2 separate regions of the Homo sapiens genome follow, and region 1 is linked to region 2. A link is a loop called in an ENCODE intact Hi-C map of the cell type or tissue named here. Cell type or tissue: Caco-2. All regions are shown on one strand.

Region 1 (8,000 bases), 56 kb after region 2:
AAAATTATCTAAACTATTTCTGGTTACATTAAGTTTTTTTCTACTCCACTAGTACACGAAATTATCTGGAAGATTCATTAAGTACCTGCACACTGTACCACTATTAACATATATACATTTGCAGTTGGTGTGTTCACATGTATGTATCTATTTCTGCCTACATTTGAGAGTAGTTCAGGGTCTTTTACAGAAACCATGAGAATTTTGACTCTTGTATAAGAAGAACAGATTAAATCCTTGTCTAAGTAAGACTTAGTTTTACAATATTTCTTCTGACTTTCTCACTGAACAAAAGAAAGCTCTTATAATGGGTCTCAGGATTTTTATATATTCACTTACTCTAATTTTAAATTTATACCACTAATTCTTTTTCCAGCTTTATTGAAGTATGATTGACAAATAAAATTTGTATATATTCAAGGTGTACAACATTATGATTTGATATACATATAAATTGTAAAATGATTGACATAAATTAATACATCTATCCCTACACAGTTACGTGTGTGTGTGTGTGTGTGTGTGTGTGTGTGTGTGTGTGTGTTGAGGATACTTAAGATCTACTTTCTTAGCAAATTTCAAGTAAACCATGCTGTAAATAAGATCCTCAGGATTTATTCATCTAAAAAATTTGAACTCATAGATGCAGAGAACAGAGAAGTGGTTGCCAGGGGGATTGGGGAAATGGGGAGATGTTAGTCAAACGATACAAACTTGCAGTTATACCACAAATTCTAAAGGGTGTTAATCACATTTCTTTGAAAAAAATGCTGTAATCTGAGCTATAACCTATCTACTGAGTCAAATTCACCCTTTCTTCACTGTTCTTCCTTATAGTGTATTTCCTTACACTGCTCACAGTTATGTTCTTCATGAGAGTGGTCTGCACTCTTGTTTATCCCCTCATCTGTAGTTCCATAGATTTATAGGAAGCTGTTTTATAGCCTGCACCTCCTCTTACCTGTAGGAATATTTTCACTCAAATATTGTGGATAGGTTTTTATTGAATAAAATGGATTTCTTTCAGTTCTCAGATACCTAAACAGCTACATGGCTCAGACTTTTATTTTGTCCTAGGAATATATCTGAGGAAAAGAATCCTCTTACTATAATTCTTGATTTTAAATATCTTGTGTTAAAACTCTTAGCCAAATTTTTAGGAAAATGTTTATTTTTAAAATATGGTGACTTAAGTACAGAAAAATCTAGTTTGCTTATATCTCTCTCCTTTCTTGCTTTTTGCACACCCTGTCCTCCATCAAGTAATTAGGTTTGACTACATACTTAATACTATTCATGTGGGTTTCAGTTAAGCTAAAAGCTGAACGCCCTGGGACCAAAAATCAGGCTGAAAAATCACCAGACTGAAACATATACTTTACCTAATTGGATATAAAGACACCAGTGAACTAGGTAGAATATCTTTGCTTTCACCATAATTTCAAAATTGAACATTGTAATAAAGAATGATCATTGGTTTGACATTTTATCATCAACCCCAATATATTCCCATTCAGAATCAAGAAAAAAAACCATGTAGTGGAGATTCTTCACTAACTAGAGCGAATGCAGCTTTTGATTAGTCAGAATAGTCACATTAAGCTTCTGTTAAGAAAATTGGCCAACAACCAGCTTCTTTGAATCAGTCTTCAGTTCTACTGCCAAATATTCTTAGACCAGGTATCTCTTAGGATTAGAGAGGAGGAGGGGAAAGGCAAAAGGCGTTTGACATCATATACTTGCTTTTTAAAATTCCCCAAATCACAGTAAATAGCCAGTTTGGGAAGAATTTTAAGATTGGATAATTGCTGGCTTTAAAGGGGTTTTTAAATTTCCTTCGTTTGTCTTCTTCACAAGAAATGTGAAGCCTCTTAAAGGCTTCTTTGCCATTACACAATGGAGGCAGTGTACAATAGTGGAGAGATCATGGGCTTTAAAGCCAGATAGAACCTGGGCTTGAATTGAATCACAGCTCTGAAGCTTACCAGCTGTCTGGACTTTAGTCAAGCTTCTGAACCTTACTTTTCTTGTCTATAAAACTTGGATATTAAAATAGCTATTTCACAATGTTGTTAATGATTAAACAAGATGACACATGTAAAAAGCTTACAACCTGACACATGGTAAAGGTTCAATTAATTTGTAAACCTTTCTTTCCCCAAACTTAATGGAGTAGAGACTTTTAATAATTGAAATGAGAAGTGTCTTGCATGAGAAAATCAAGAAAGTCTGTTTATATTTTCTAAATTCAGAAAATAATTTTTGAGCAAACTCTAGCCACTGGGGAATTTTTTTCTAAGTGACTAAGGCCCAGTCCTCCAGCTACTCAAGAGAGAAAGGCACATTAATAATACAATTACTGAACAAGATAAGAGGTGGAAATAATGTGTTACTGGAATTTATAGACTAAGGAAATTCTGATCTGGTAGCAAGGCATTGGAAAAGTATCTCATGTAATTTGTATAATGTAGATATGTTCTTGAAATTCTGTTTTTTAAGGAGTAAGGTACAAATTACAGTTCACATGGGGCATATTGTCTTTAAATGTTGAGGTATATTTGGGCACTGTAAAGTTGACATAATGTTGTTCAAACACGTGTTGAATATAATCTACTGGGCCCTAATGGTGTTCTCATATTTCAGTTTTTTTAAGAGGGAGGCTTGCATCTTGGAACTCTTGCTATCAGTGTCACAGTGAAATATCTTGAGTACTATCTTGAATATCGTGAGGCAGTTTTTTTGTGAGTGACTTTCCTTTAAGCTCTAAAAATAGTTTGTGCTTTTTATTAAATCACTTGTCTTGCATCCATATTTAAAGAAAATAGCTTTTCTTTATATCAGCCCAGTAGGAGCTATTGAAAATACTCAAATTTTCTTTTAAACACATTTTTATTCTAAGGCTGCTTTGTTAAACATTAGTTTATGCTATGCTGCAAATCTTTTAGAGATCCTTTATAATCAAATCTCTTGTCTAGTGTCTTCTGGCATTTTGGATTTGGCCCTGTTTTTTTATTTTTTGTATTCTCCCCCACCATCATTTTCTAGCATCGCCCTTAATGCAAGTTCTACTGTTCTCCTGGGCATAGACTCAGACATTACATACAAAGTTTCCCTTTGATCCCACACTTCAAATTAATTTGCATTATAGTCTTGGCTATAATTAAGAAAGTTATATATTTGGCATTAATGCCTAATAAATTGATAAGCACTATCACTGGAGATTCAGACATTTATATTGTATTGAATCAAATATTTTGCAATGAGAAATCAGACTGTATAGACTGAATCAAGTAAATACCCTAGAGAGGTATCAATTCCTTATGAGAGCTTTCCCCAACTGTGTGATACAGCTTGTTGCCTAAACCTAAATTAGAATTGCTTTAAGCACAAAGAGCAAAACGATTGTGAAAGACATCATCAACTACATTACATTTTTTCCCCTTTCTTCTTGCTGGCTCTATTTTTTTATCATTTGCATTTTTCTCATCTCGATGTCCAACTGACTCATGATCTATGTGGAAAGAAAGTAGTGAAGTGTAGGTGTGTGGGCCAGGGCCAGGACCCTGTAGGCATACAGGTGGAAGGATTGCCACAGTTTGACAGACCCTAGAATCCAGGAGCTAGAAAAACATCAAAAGACAGATGAGTTATGGATGGTTGTATTGTAATGGACTCTTGGAATATGAAGAGCAGAGTTCCAGTACCAGCTTTATTATTTAGATGCTGCATTCCCTTTTGAATAAGTTATTTTACTTTTTCAACCCTCCACTTGAGCATCTCTAAAATGAGGATATTACCTTCTTCTGGGGGTTGTTGTGAGGATTAAATGAGGTAATGGATATAAAAAATATATTTTAAACTGTATAACAACTGTATATTGTAAGGAAATGGTAGGAGTAGCTTCCTACTCCATGCTACAGTCAAAACAGATAGCTACTTTGATATAACTCTGGACTTCAGTGGGGCTGACACTAGCTCTGATATTTCAAGCAAGACATTCTTCCTCTTTGAGCATCAGTTTTCTTCTCTGTCTGATTAGATGTCGGGCTCGGTAATCTAAAGATCCTAGGTGTACCTTTGTTCACTGTCACTCTATTATTATCTTACAAGTAACAAAATAGAAGGGAAGATATTTGTGCTGAAATTAAGTCCCATCATAGAATTTTTTTAGTTCACAATTATGTCCCAAAATGGGAGTGAAAGTGCCTTGATTATCACCTCTTTTCCTTTTTAGGGTCTAGGCCTTCCTATTCACTGTTTCTGTTAGACTTATTTGCTGGTCAGGTAATAATCTGAGAGGTTTCTGCTTTTCCTGTGACAGCAAAGAAATACTTTGGCTAATATTCTCCTTGGCATTAAGCTAAATATCTTCCACAAAATGATATCTTATATAGGAGACAGGTTTGGGCATCAATGAGATTCCTCACCTACTGATACTTATAGATTCTTACCTTCCAAAATATATTTGCTACAAATATTTGTAGCATTTGTAGCAAATATATATTGGCAAGTACCTGTTATGCTTATTGATGAATGGTAGTTTACATTTTGTGTAATAAACATTTTATTGAGTATCTGCTATATGCCAGACATTATACTAAATACTTACATTATCTCTAATTTTCATGTAACATAAATGTCAGCTGGGGACGGGGGTACATATAGGAGGGAAGCTGCTTACATTCTCCCAAAGGTCTGGGGGCCTACTTTTTGCCGAATTTCTAAGTTTGTTCATTTTACAGTTCAAAATAGAAAGATCACTTATCTTGCCATGCTGCACATGCTACCATTATATTCCACACATGTATTAGTCGGGTTTGTGTTGCTGTAAAGGAATACCTGAGGCTGGGTAATTCATAAAGAAAAGAGGTTGATTTACCTCATGGTTCTGCAGGCTATACAAGAAGCTTGGCGCCAACCTCCGCTTCTGGTGAAAGCTTCAGGAATCTACCTATCATGGCAGAAAGGAAAGGGGAAGCACGCGTGTCACAGGGAGAGAGAGGGAGCAGGCGCCAGGCTCTTTTAAACAACCAGCGGGAACTGAGAACTCACTCATTACCATAAGGATGGCACTAAGCCCTTCATGAGGGATCCTCCTCCATGACCCAAATACCTCCCACCACGCCCCACCTCCAACATTGGGGGTCACACTTCAATGAGATTTGGAGGGGACAAATATTCACCATTTCAACACAGCATCTACCAAGTGTCATACTTAGCCTCTACTTCAATTCATATGTATATTATATTCACTACTTCAATTCATATGTATATTATATTCACTTGAGGCATTCCTGTCTGTAGTAGACCTTAGTGAAGGGGAATGAAGTATTTGCAGCATCACCAGTAACTTCAAATTGACAAATATCTTAACAAATATCACCTGGGATTTTTTCCTCTGGCTAGTTCACCATACATAGAGGGACAATGTGTTATTGAACTGTATAGACTCTCTTTATAGTCTTTCCCTCACCTGGTAGATTCTTCCCACACCCCAACTTCACTTCTGACTCAATTATGCATAATGTTTTAGTTTTTATTCCATAAATGAGCCTGTGGCTTGCTTTTGCATATCCAGACACATCTAGATATATGCTCAGTGAAACAATAAAAGGCGACCACTCTCAGAATCAATCTTCTTCATTAAGCAATCGTGGTTATAAGCACCAATATTTTTCTTAATACCAAACAGTGTAAAGGTTGGTACTACCCTCATTTTATAGATAAGTAAACAAGCTCAAAGAATTAAATGACTCGTGCAGGGTTATTCATTGAGTAAGTGATAAAGTCAGATTTTGAACCATTGGAATCCAAATCCTATGCACTTTCCACCAAACAAGACACGATTCAAAAAGGAAATTGGAAAAAAAATGCATATTAATGTCCTCTGAGCTTGCAAATAGGAAGATTGCTTTGAAAATTCATAGTATTTGAATCCATTAGGGGTGGGGGAAATGTATTTTTACCATTATGGTCCCAACAGTATTGTTTAAGAAAGTAGGGAAACATAAGTTAAGTAAAAAGTCTCAGTAACTTGGAAAATCCTGCCTTATATCAGGTAAATGGGACATTTATTATGGCTAATTAAGTTTTATCTTTTAAAATTGATTTGTACATTGACTTTTACCTGATAAATATTTATTGATCCTCTCTATCTTTTTCATCATACTTCTTTTAAAAAATAGTTTTTCTAATACCTGCTGTTTTTTTTTTTACAGAGGCAATTAAAGGCAGATGCTAAAAAAGCTATTGGAAGGCTTCAACTACGCACACTGAAACAAGGAGACAAGGTACATTCATGACTTTTAAATGCTATTTATTTTAAAGCAGTGCTACCAAGCCATTGTTCAGGCTAAATGTTCTTCCTAAGTATGCTTTTATTGGCATTTATGAACCTTATTGACTTTATATGCATTTGATTCTAGAGGTTGGCTGAATAATGGCCTCCCAAAGATATCTAAGATAACTATTCCCTTGAACCTGTGCATATTACCTTATATGGCAAAAAGGACTTTGCAGATATGATTAAGTTAAGGGTCATGAGATGGGGAGATTATCCTGGATTATCCAGATAGATTCAAAATATAATTGCAGTGTCCTTATAAGAGGGAGAGAGAGGGAGATTTGACCACAGTACAGTAAGGGATGTGACAAGGGAAGCAAGAGGGTGGGGTGATACAAGAAAGAGGCAAGGAGCTAAGGGATGCAGACAGCCTCTAGAAGCTGGGAAAGATAAGGAGAGGGATTCTCCCCTGGTGCCTCCAGAAGGAGTGCAGTATTGCCAATGCCTTGGTTATAGACTTCGGATTTCCAGAACAGTAAGAGAATAAACTTGTGTTGTTTTAAGCCACTGAATTATGATAATTTGTTACAGCAGCTACAGGAAACTAATACAATGCTTTAGTGTTACTTTGGTTGAATACGCATTTTCAGATTTAGGACAGTTGAAAACTACCATTCATGGGTAAAACATGTATTTCAAAAAATAGCTATAGAACTTATGGAAATAATACACCATTTTAAATCTTACCAAAGTCATGAAACTGTAAAACACTAATGAAAGAGATAAATCAAAGAAGATCTAAATAAATGGAAACATATACCATGTTCATGGGTCAGAAGACTTGCTGTTGTTAAGATGTCGGTTCCCCACCAAACTAATTTATGGATTTGATGCAGTTTCAATAAAAATCCTAGTGTAAATCTTTTATAGAAATTGACAGGCTGATTCTAAGCTTAGATGAAAATGCAAAAGAACTAGAATGAACAAAACAATTTTGATAAAGAACAACTTTGGATGATTCATGCTACCTGATTTCAAGAATTATTTTAAAGTCACAGCAGTCAAGATAGTGTCGTATTGGAAAAAGGATAGATTTATAGATCAAAGAAACAGAAGAGAGAGTACAGAAATAAACCCATATATATATGGTCAGTTGATTTTCCATAAAAGTGCAAAAGCAATTCAATGAAGAAAGGATAGCCTTTTCAGGAGGATAGCCCTTTGTTGGCTATCCATATGCAGTGATTGGATATCCTTAAGCAAAAAACAAGCAAACAGACAAAAAAGAACTTAAATCCATTCTTCATACCCTATGTAAACATTATTTCAATAGATCATAGACCTTAACATAAAACCTAGAACTATGAAATTTTTAGAACAAAACGTTAAAGAAAAATATTTTCATGACTTGGGTGACAAATATTTCTTAGATATAACTCCAAAAACAAGTCCAAAAAAGAAAAAAGTTGATACATTTGGCCTTGTCAAAATTAAGAATTTCTGTTCTTTGAAAGGCACTGTTAAAAGAAGGAAAAGATAAGGTACAGACTGGGAGAAAATATTTGCAAATCATATGTCTGTTAAAGGGCTGTACCCAGAATATAAAGAACTCTTAAAACTTAACAGTAAGAATACAAACAACCTAATAGAAAACTGGCAAGCAAAACAGACAATTCACCAAAAAAATATATATATGAATGGCAAATAAACACATAAA
Region 2 (8,000 bases):
GTCTCCATAGAGTGGAAGTACTTTGTTGCAGTCATGATCTACAATCTGGTTCTTAGCTTTGTAAGCCTCGAAATTTGATTGGTAGTATAACCAGAGACTGGGTTTCTGGGGACTGACTCACACTTAACCAAATTCACGAGAGACCAATATATAAGCCAGAATGCCAGTTGATTAATTTATAATGAGAAGTACAACTTCCAAGTGGACCAGATACTAGTGTTTGCTAATCAGTACATTATCTCCCTGTAGGCATATTTACATGAGGAGCTAACTGATAATAAGTAGGGTTGCTCGGTGAGGATGAACTCAGAGCAAGGGGGGTTCATAGGATGATTTTAATGACTCACGTTATCAAGCTATGGTAGTCTGATACCTCCATTCCACAAGTGTCTAGACCTCCAGAATAGTTCTGGAGATATTGGCCTCCTCACTAGTCTCTTTTTCATCAGTCTTGTCCTCATACAATCCATATGATCTCTTTAAGTTCAAATCTGGTCATACCATTCATTCGCTCCATTGACTTCAATATAAATTCACAATTTTAAACTCATTATTACAAAATGTTTAAAATACTGTATAAGAAAAGTAGGAAAAAAAGTACAATGAGCACCCATACACCCACCATCTAGATTTATCACTTGTTGTCATTTTGCCATATTTGCTTTATGTATGTGTATACACATGTGCATGCATATTGAGTCCGTACGCTTTAATATAATTTTCTGGCCTGGCGCGGTGGCTCACGCCTGTAATCCCAGCACTTTGGGAGGCCGAGGTGGGCAGATCATGAGGTCAGGAGTTCGAGACCAGCCTGGCCAACATGGTGAAACCCCGTCTCTACTAAAAATACAAAAATTAGCCGGGCATGGTGGCACGCGCCTGTAATTCCAGCTACTTGGGAGGCTGAGGCAGGAGAATCGCTTAAACCTGGGAGGCAGAGGTTGCAGTGAGCCAAGATCATGCCATTGCACTACAGCCTGGGCAACAAGAGCAAAACTCTGTCTAAAATATATATATATATATGTATGTATGTATAATTTTCTAAACTTTTCATGTTCTGGCACAAGTTATTTGACTAGCTTCACTTCCCTTGGCTCCACCTTTGCAACTTTATATCCCAACCATACCGAACTACTGAATGCTAGTTCCCTGAATGTTCTTTGGAGTTCTCATATAATATACTCTTGCCTGTGCCTGAAAATCCTTACTCTCTTTGCTTGGGTCACTCCATTTGTACTTAAAGACTCAGTCACACTTGTCTTGCCCTAGCGCCTTATACTTTTCTCAGTCATAACATGTATTACACTGTACTGTTATTGATAGTTTATCTCTCTGATTGTCTCACTAGACCATGAGCTCATTGAAGGCAAGGGCTGTTTCTTTTGTCTCTCTACACCCCTGTCTCTCCCATGCTTTGCACTTAGTAGGTGTTCAGTGATCGGAAACTCAACTGCCTATCACACAGTTCTACCTGGTTACATCATAGGCACCTCAAAATCGACATATCTAAAGTGAACTCATCTCTCCTTCTACCCATTCTATACATTTAAAACCCTCCTCCTGTATTCCCTGATTGAATGTCATCTAGTCTTCCAAGTCAAAAACCTCAGAGTAATTTCTAACTCCTCCTTCTCTTTCATCCCCCAAACCAAGTCCTGTTGATTCTACCACCAAAGAACATTCCCATTCTGCCCACTTCTCTTCATGTCCACTACCTGTCTATCCAAGCCATCTTCATCTCTCACCTGTAGCACTGCCAACCATCTTCTGTATGGGCTCCCTGCTGCTATTCTCATTCCCTCCAATCTATTATCCACAGAGAAGGATCTCTAAACTTCAGATCTGATTCTATTACTCCCTGATTAAACCCTGATTATATTACTCCTCGTTTTTGGATAAAGTCTAAACTCCCTAGCTTTACCCAAAGGACTCTCAAGAACTGGCCCCCATGTACCTCTCCAACATGATCTGTTACCACCCTCCCTCTGTTACTTTAGGTTCCAACCATTTTGCATTTACTGGGCCTGTAGTAATTGTAGCTTCCTAACATTTCTTTTTCATATTTCAATGCCTTTCCTTGTGTTGTTTTCTGCCTAGAAAAGTTTACTGTCTCAAACTCAGCCCAGGTCTAACCTCCTCTGGGAAGCTTTTCCTTACTTCTCAGTCTGGGTTAGGTGCTTCTCTGTTATCCACTACTACCCTGTCATATCTCCATCATAGTGCTTACACTATATACATATATCACTCTATACTGCACTTTCCATTTTACTTGTCCTTCTCATCAAAACTAATTTATGAGCTTCTTGATAGGAGAGTTGATGTCTTATTTGATTTTGCACCACAATGCTCAGCCCATGGCTTATGGCAGATGTACAACAAATATTTAAGAAAATAATGAATGGAAAAACATTAATAAATGTCTCTCTGAACTTCATTTTTGTAGCTATAAAATACCTTCTTTCTTCTGAACACATTGTTTCTTCAAAGTACAATATAGTTGGCTGTCATTCAGGTAATATCAATTGAATTTTGAATGCTCTTCACCAGCAAAATCAGACAATTTCTGGAATTGTACCATTTCTCAGAGGTGGTTGGTCCTACCCATTTTTCCCCTAGGTAATTTTTATCTCAGAGATTACCATCAGTATTTGGGGGTACCATGCTATTGGTCTCATATACCCACTTTGACCTCTAAAGTCCTTTTCAATACCTAAGAGTATATGTTTCACAAAATTGCACATTTATTTATGTTCTAGGTGTTGTTTGGTATATGATGTTAATTTTCCTCTAGGTTTCTCTCAAGCCATAAGAGTATCAAGTACAGAATTGGTCCATGCTTAATCTTTGTAAATAACATTGATTAAGTAAATGCTGGGCCAGGGATTGAGGGGAGTAATTGATCAGAAATTTAACAAATGTTGAGCTGCATAAAGTAGACTGTATTTATTTGAACTGAAAAAGTGGCTAAGACTGAACATCTTGAACATCATTTTCTCTGATATTACCTCAAATTAAAACTTTAATATTATTTTAGAATTGTGTCTCTGAACCTGTTTAATAATTTTAACATGTTTTTTATATTGCTAAGCATTGTTCTAAGTGCTTTATTACATGTATTAACTCATTTAATCATCTGAAAACTCTGTGAGGTAGGTGCAATTATTATCCCCCTTTTACAGATGATGAGGAAACTGAGCCACAGGGAAGTTCCCCAAGGTCAAAAGTTATTCATAACTATCAGACAGCAGGTATATTAATTCAGCTTAATTCAAGGCTCATTTGTTAACCATCTAGTAAATATAATAGTTGACAGGGTAGACAAAAATTGAATACTTAAGCAAGGATAAATCGTAATGTAATAATGCCATGAGTGAATCGCCTAGGCGAGTCAGGCTCCTTTCAGTTAGTGGGAAATGGAGAAAGATTATGTAGTTAAGGTCATGAATAGCGCAGGAACATCCGCTAGGGTAAGTCAGGTTTGTGAAAAATGCAGAAGAAAGGCTTGGTTCTGAGGTGTGTGAAAACAGTCATTCTTTTGTGAGGACTAAAATTAGTTTTAGAAGAGGCATCTGATGCGGTACATGAAACCTAGGGTAACGGTGAGGAAATACACATGTATGAGGCTTCTTAGGAGCAGGGAAAGAGAAAGGTGCCATTTGAAGTCAGTAAGAAAGGGTAACAGCGCGCTTTTCCTGCCCTTCCCCCCTCTAGAGAATCAGTAAATAGCCTGATTCTACTCAAATTCCTTCCCTACCCAAATTCCCTTGACTACAACTCAGACCCTTTGGATCTGCGCTTTTTAGAAGTACTGTACTTCACATTCTGGCACCGTAAGCCCGAAATGTCCTTTAGGCAAATGTTAGGAGGGAAAAATGTATTCTTGCAATTCAAAACCGACTCGAATCCTGCCAGAAAGCTTTATGTTTGCGGACTTTATCGTTCCTCGCCTGTCCGTTTTTTATAAAACGACGCGACACACCTAGCCACACAGCCTCAGATCCTATTCTAACATCGATCCATCCTGTTACCCTTTTAAGAGGCGGATCCCGCAGTGTCCTTTCCTCCCTCCCAGCCACCTCTACCCCCAGTCGGCTGGGCGGAGCTTCACGCTAAAGCCCCAGAGCCCGACGCGGCAGCCGCGGTAGCGGAGAAGACTGGAGCTCCGAGGAGCTGCATCTGCGGCAACCTGTGTGCTGACGCTACGTGCCTCCTGGCTCCGACGTAGCTCGCAGCTCCCCAGTCTCACTCCATTCCTTCCCCACCTGGCGCGCACCTGCTCAAGACCAGGGTCCTGCCAAGCGCTAGGAGGGCGCGTGCCAGGGGCGCTAGGGAACTGCGGAGCGCGCGCGCCATGGGGCCGCCGCCTGGGGCCGGGGTCTCCTGCCGCGGTGGCTGCGGCTTTTCCAGATTGCTGGCATGGTGCTTCCTGCTGGCCCTGAGTCCGCAGGCACCCGGTTCCCGGGGGGCTGAAGCAGTGTGGACCGCGTACCTCAACGTGTCCTGGCGGGTTCCGCACACGGGAGTGAACCGTACGGTGTGGGAGCTGAGCGAGGAGGGCGTGTACGGCCAGGACTCGCCGCTGGAGCCTGTGGCTGGGGTCCTGGTACCGCCCGACGGGCCCGGGGCGCTTAACGCCTGTAACCCGCACACGAATTTCACGGTGCCCACGGTTTGGGGAAGCACCGTGCAAGTCTCTTGGTTGGCCCTCATCCAACGCGGCGGGGGCTGCACCTTCGCAGACAAGATCCATCTGGCTTATGAGAGAGGGGCGTCTGGAGCCGTCATCTTTAACTTCCCCGGGACCCGCAATGAGGTCATCCCCATGTCTCACCCGGGTGAGTGCAGCTACTAGATTGCACCCCTCCAGACCTCTGCCATGGCCAGTTTCTCTTATTTTCCTCATTGCCCTCCTCGTCCTATCCCCTTGCTCCGAAGGAAAGTGGGTGCTCTTTCTGTCCCCACGGAGTGGGGCAGGGTCCTCCCCGAGATTCACCAGGCCTGGGTGTTGGGCAAAAAAAAATCCTTCATTTGCCTCTCTGGTGGAAAAGGGTAAAACAAACCGGGTGCAGAGGCTGGCAAATCAAGGACTGTTTGAGCTCTTTGCGTTCCCTTTTCCTGGTTTTTCACAAGGGTGTCTAGCCTTGGATTAAGTGGTGGTGGGCATCGGGTCTTAAATGACCGAGGAGATCACCTGGAAATCTCTTCCTCACTCTGCTTTTTAACAACCTCAGACTGGCAGCAGATTTTCCCCTCCTCTCCCTGTTTTTCTCTCCATGTTTCCTGGGTATCAAATACTAGATTGTGCTACTGTGCCCTGTTAACCTCATTGCAATTTTGGTGGAAACTTTGCTTAGTTCTTGGGTTCTTCTCTGCCCAGTGGTCTCAAGTCCCAAGTGACTTGGTATCAGTGCTTTTGTTTGCTTCTGAAAAATCTGATTTAGGTTATTGAGTTGCAAAACAGGTGACTAACGTTCTTGAAAAAGAAGAGGTTTCTGCATGAGGATAGCAAAGGCCTAGACTTTGGAAAAAAAAATAGTCCAGGTAGTTCTTAAATTCTTGGAGATGGTATGAGGTTACTATTTTTCCCCGTCGGTTATCCTTCCACAAACTTCCCTATTTGTGATTAGGTATCCATACCTTATGTATATAGTTATCCTAGACCCTAAAGGACAAAGGGGAAAAAAATGGAGAAAAAGAAAGAGACACGTGTAATAGCAGTGTATCATAGTTTTTAAGAGCTGGGCCTCAAGTCAGAGCTTGGTTTAAATTCCTACTCTGTTGCTTACTAGTCCTGTGACCTTGGGCAACTTATTTCAAGTCTTAGAGTCTGGGTTCTCTCATCAGTCAAATGAGAATGAATAATAAGAAAACTTATCCACAAGTTTGCCTTCAGGATAAAATGAAATAATGCCTTAAAGAGTTTAGTGCAGTAAAGCACATCATCCACTCTCAGTAAGGGTTAGCTGATAGGATTAGCCTTCTGGGAGTCACTGGAAGGAAGAAGCTGCTTATTTGACTACTGGAGGTTTTCTGTTTTTCTTAAAACCTTATGACTGAACCTGCCTAGAGAGCACTTGTATTGAGTGGCTGGATGGCGTAATGGAAAGAACACTGAATTGGAACTCAGGAGATTTGAGTTCTTTTAGCCCCTTCTTTGCCTCTACCGACTTTGTAACCTTGTACAAGTTACTCACATGTCAAATGATTGTATAGGCAGTGGAGGCCAAGTTAGAAGCGTGTACTGAAACAAAACAAAAGTAGATGAACTCTAAGATCCCTTTCAGATCTAAAATGCTATGATTTTTAGTTTTTATATTGATTAAAGGAGAAACTGTATCTCTCTTGGCCGATAATTCATTGATTAGAATGAATCAGTAGCTTTTAGAAGTTACTGAAAATCAAGAATAAAGACCTAATAAAGTTTATAGTCTTTATATTTCAGTTGACTGTCTAATAGCAAGGGTTTGACTTTGTCTTCTAATGAGATTCATTTGCATGAATGATTTGTAATTGAAGAGTATTTAATTACAGAGTCCTACTTAGACCATTTTCCTTTTACTTCTGTTAAGGGTATTTATCTGATAGTTTTAGGAGACAATAAAATTAACTTTTGCTTGGCTCCCACTATATGCCAGGCACTCTACATACATATTACTTATACTTTATTGAGAGGCAATATGGTGTACTAAGAAAAACACAGGCATTTTAGTCAAGATTGGGAATAAAATTCTGGATTTACCACACAATAGCTTTGTGTCCTTGGTAGGATTATTTAACTTTACTGAGCCTTGGATACCCCATCTGTAAGATGGAGATAATATTTATGTTGCTGTGATTATTAAGGATTATATATATATATACTACCCAGCTGATAATAGTCACTGAATGTTATAATAGGTTAATGCTAACAGGATGCAAAAAAATAATGTACAAATGTATGATTGTGCAACTGTCGATTTGAAGACATGAATACACTGAGAATCTAACTATGGGTGTTGTGTTTCAGGATACCATATAGGAATAAAGCCCTAAATATTGATCACTAAATTACACTACATTCAGAAAAGCATTTTGATACTTTAAAAACAATATTATCTGAGATAAAGGCTATACCAAAGTTTGCCATCAAGCTAACTAGATAAAACCAGCAAATTACTTGAGGTAAGGAATCACATTTCTCCTTGAACTCCTGGAAAAACTATTTTTCAATATAGGGGGAAAATCACTGCATATTATCCACATGTGTTATTGAATATTTGTTTGCAAAGTGTTATATTGTTTGCTTTACTCATTCCTCAGAGTAAGCCTAGGGTTTCCTTTTAACCTCTGGTCAAAAACTTATCTTGGATCATAGTGGCAGAGAGATAGGACTGAGATTTAAGTATGGATTAGTTCATTATATATTGCTGTGAATTACGAAGGGGCCACCAAATGTGGAAAAGCCTTCTGTATCTTCTTTGTTTACAAAATCTCTCTTCACTCACTCTCATAGGGGCCTGCACTTGAATTGTTTGCCCTTGGTTAGAGTTTGTGCTGAGTGTCTATATTCCCACCTAACTAATTTAGAACAGTTGCTTTAAAATTTTTGTTTAGGAGAAAGAAACTCCACTATATAAGAGCAATCAATTAGGAAAATGAGACTTTTATGTATACCAAAATTTTTCAAAAGTTAATTGTAGCCTAACATCAACTCATGCAGTTTATTTCTGTATTTTGTTTGCAGAGTATTCAGAAAATTCTGATTCACACAGATAAATAATTGCAAATGACAGATGCTTATTGGCAGTTTGGCTTGCAATCTCTGGATATATTTCAATCAAATCAGTGCAGAAACCTGAAAGGAAATTAGGAGAAAATTTTTATTCCAAAGTGTAATTACTATTCAAATTTCTTATCTTAAAAATGAAAGTCAGATAAGTGGCCAAATCTTAAAGTAAGCATTAAAACCATCTAAAATGTAAGATTGTCACGAGACACGTTAAGCATGTTCTCACTATTGC

Evidence for each region. A loop is a pair of places that touch in the nucleus more often than their neighbours do. Peaks named below come from ENCODE experiments on the same cell type or tissue, not always from the same donor. Only the 100,000 strongest peaks of a DNase experiment are listed, where the experiment ranks them.
Region 1: a loop joins it to region 2, with 2.8 times the contacts of the local background. A loop is called at or near these places in 4 of 110 quality-filtered maps.

Annotation. Positions count from the first base shown.
Region 1 is chrX:106,778,847-106,786,846 of GRCh38, forward strand. It overlaps RNF128 (ring finger protein 128), which reads left to right. Exons shown (of 7, transcript NM_194463.2): 3 at 6,219-6,290. Among named protein-coding and RNA genes, the nearest start is that of TBC1D8B, 20 kb to the right of the region's middle. In Caco-2, no CTCF peak of the experiment used is centred here; no DNase peak of the experiment used is centred here.
Region 2 is chrX:106,722,563-106,730,562 of GRCh38, forward strand. It overlaps RNF128 (ring finger protein 128), which reads left to right and starts at 4,139. Exons shown (of 7, transcript NM_194463.2): 1 at 4,139-4,835. The coding sequence starts at 4,352. RefSeq lists an enhancer at 3,986-4,574. In Caco-2, no CTCF peak of the experiment used is centred here; a DNase peak (open chromatin) is centred at 4,099; H3K4me3 peaks cover 4,483 bases.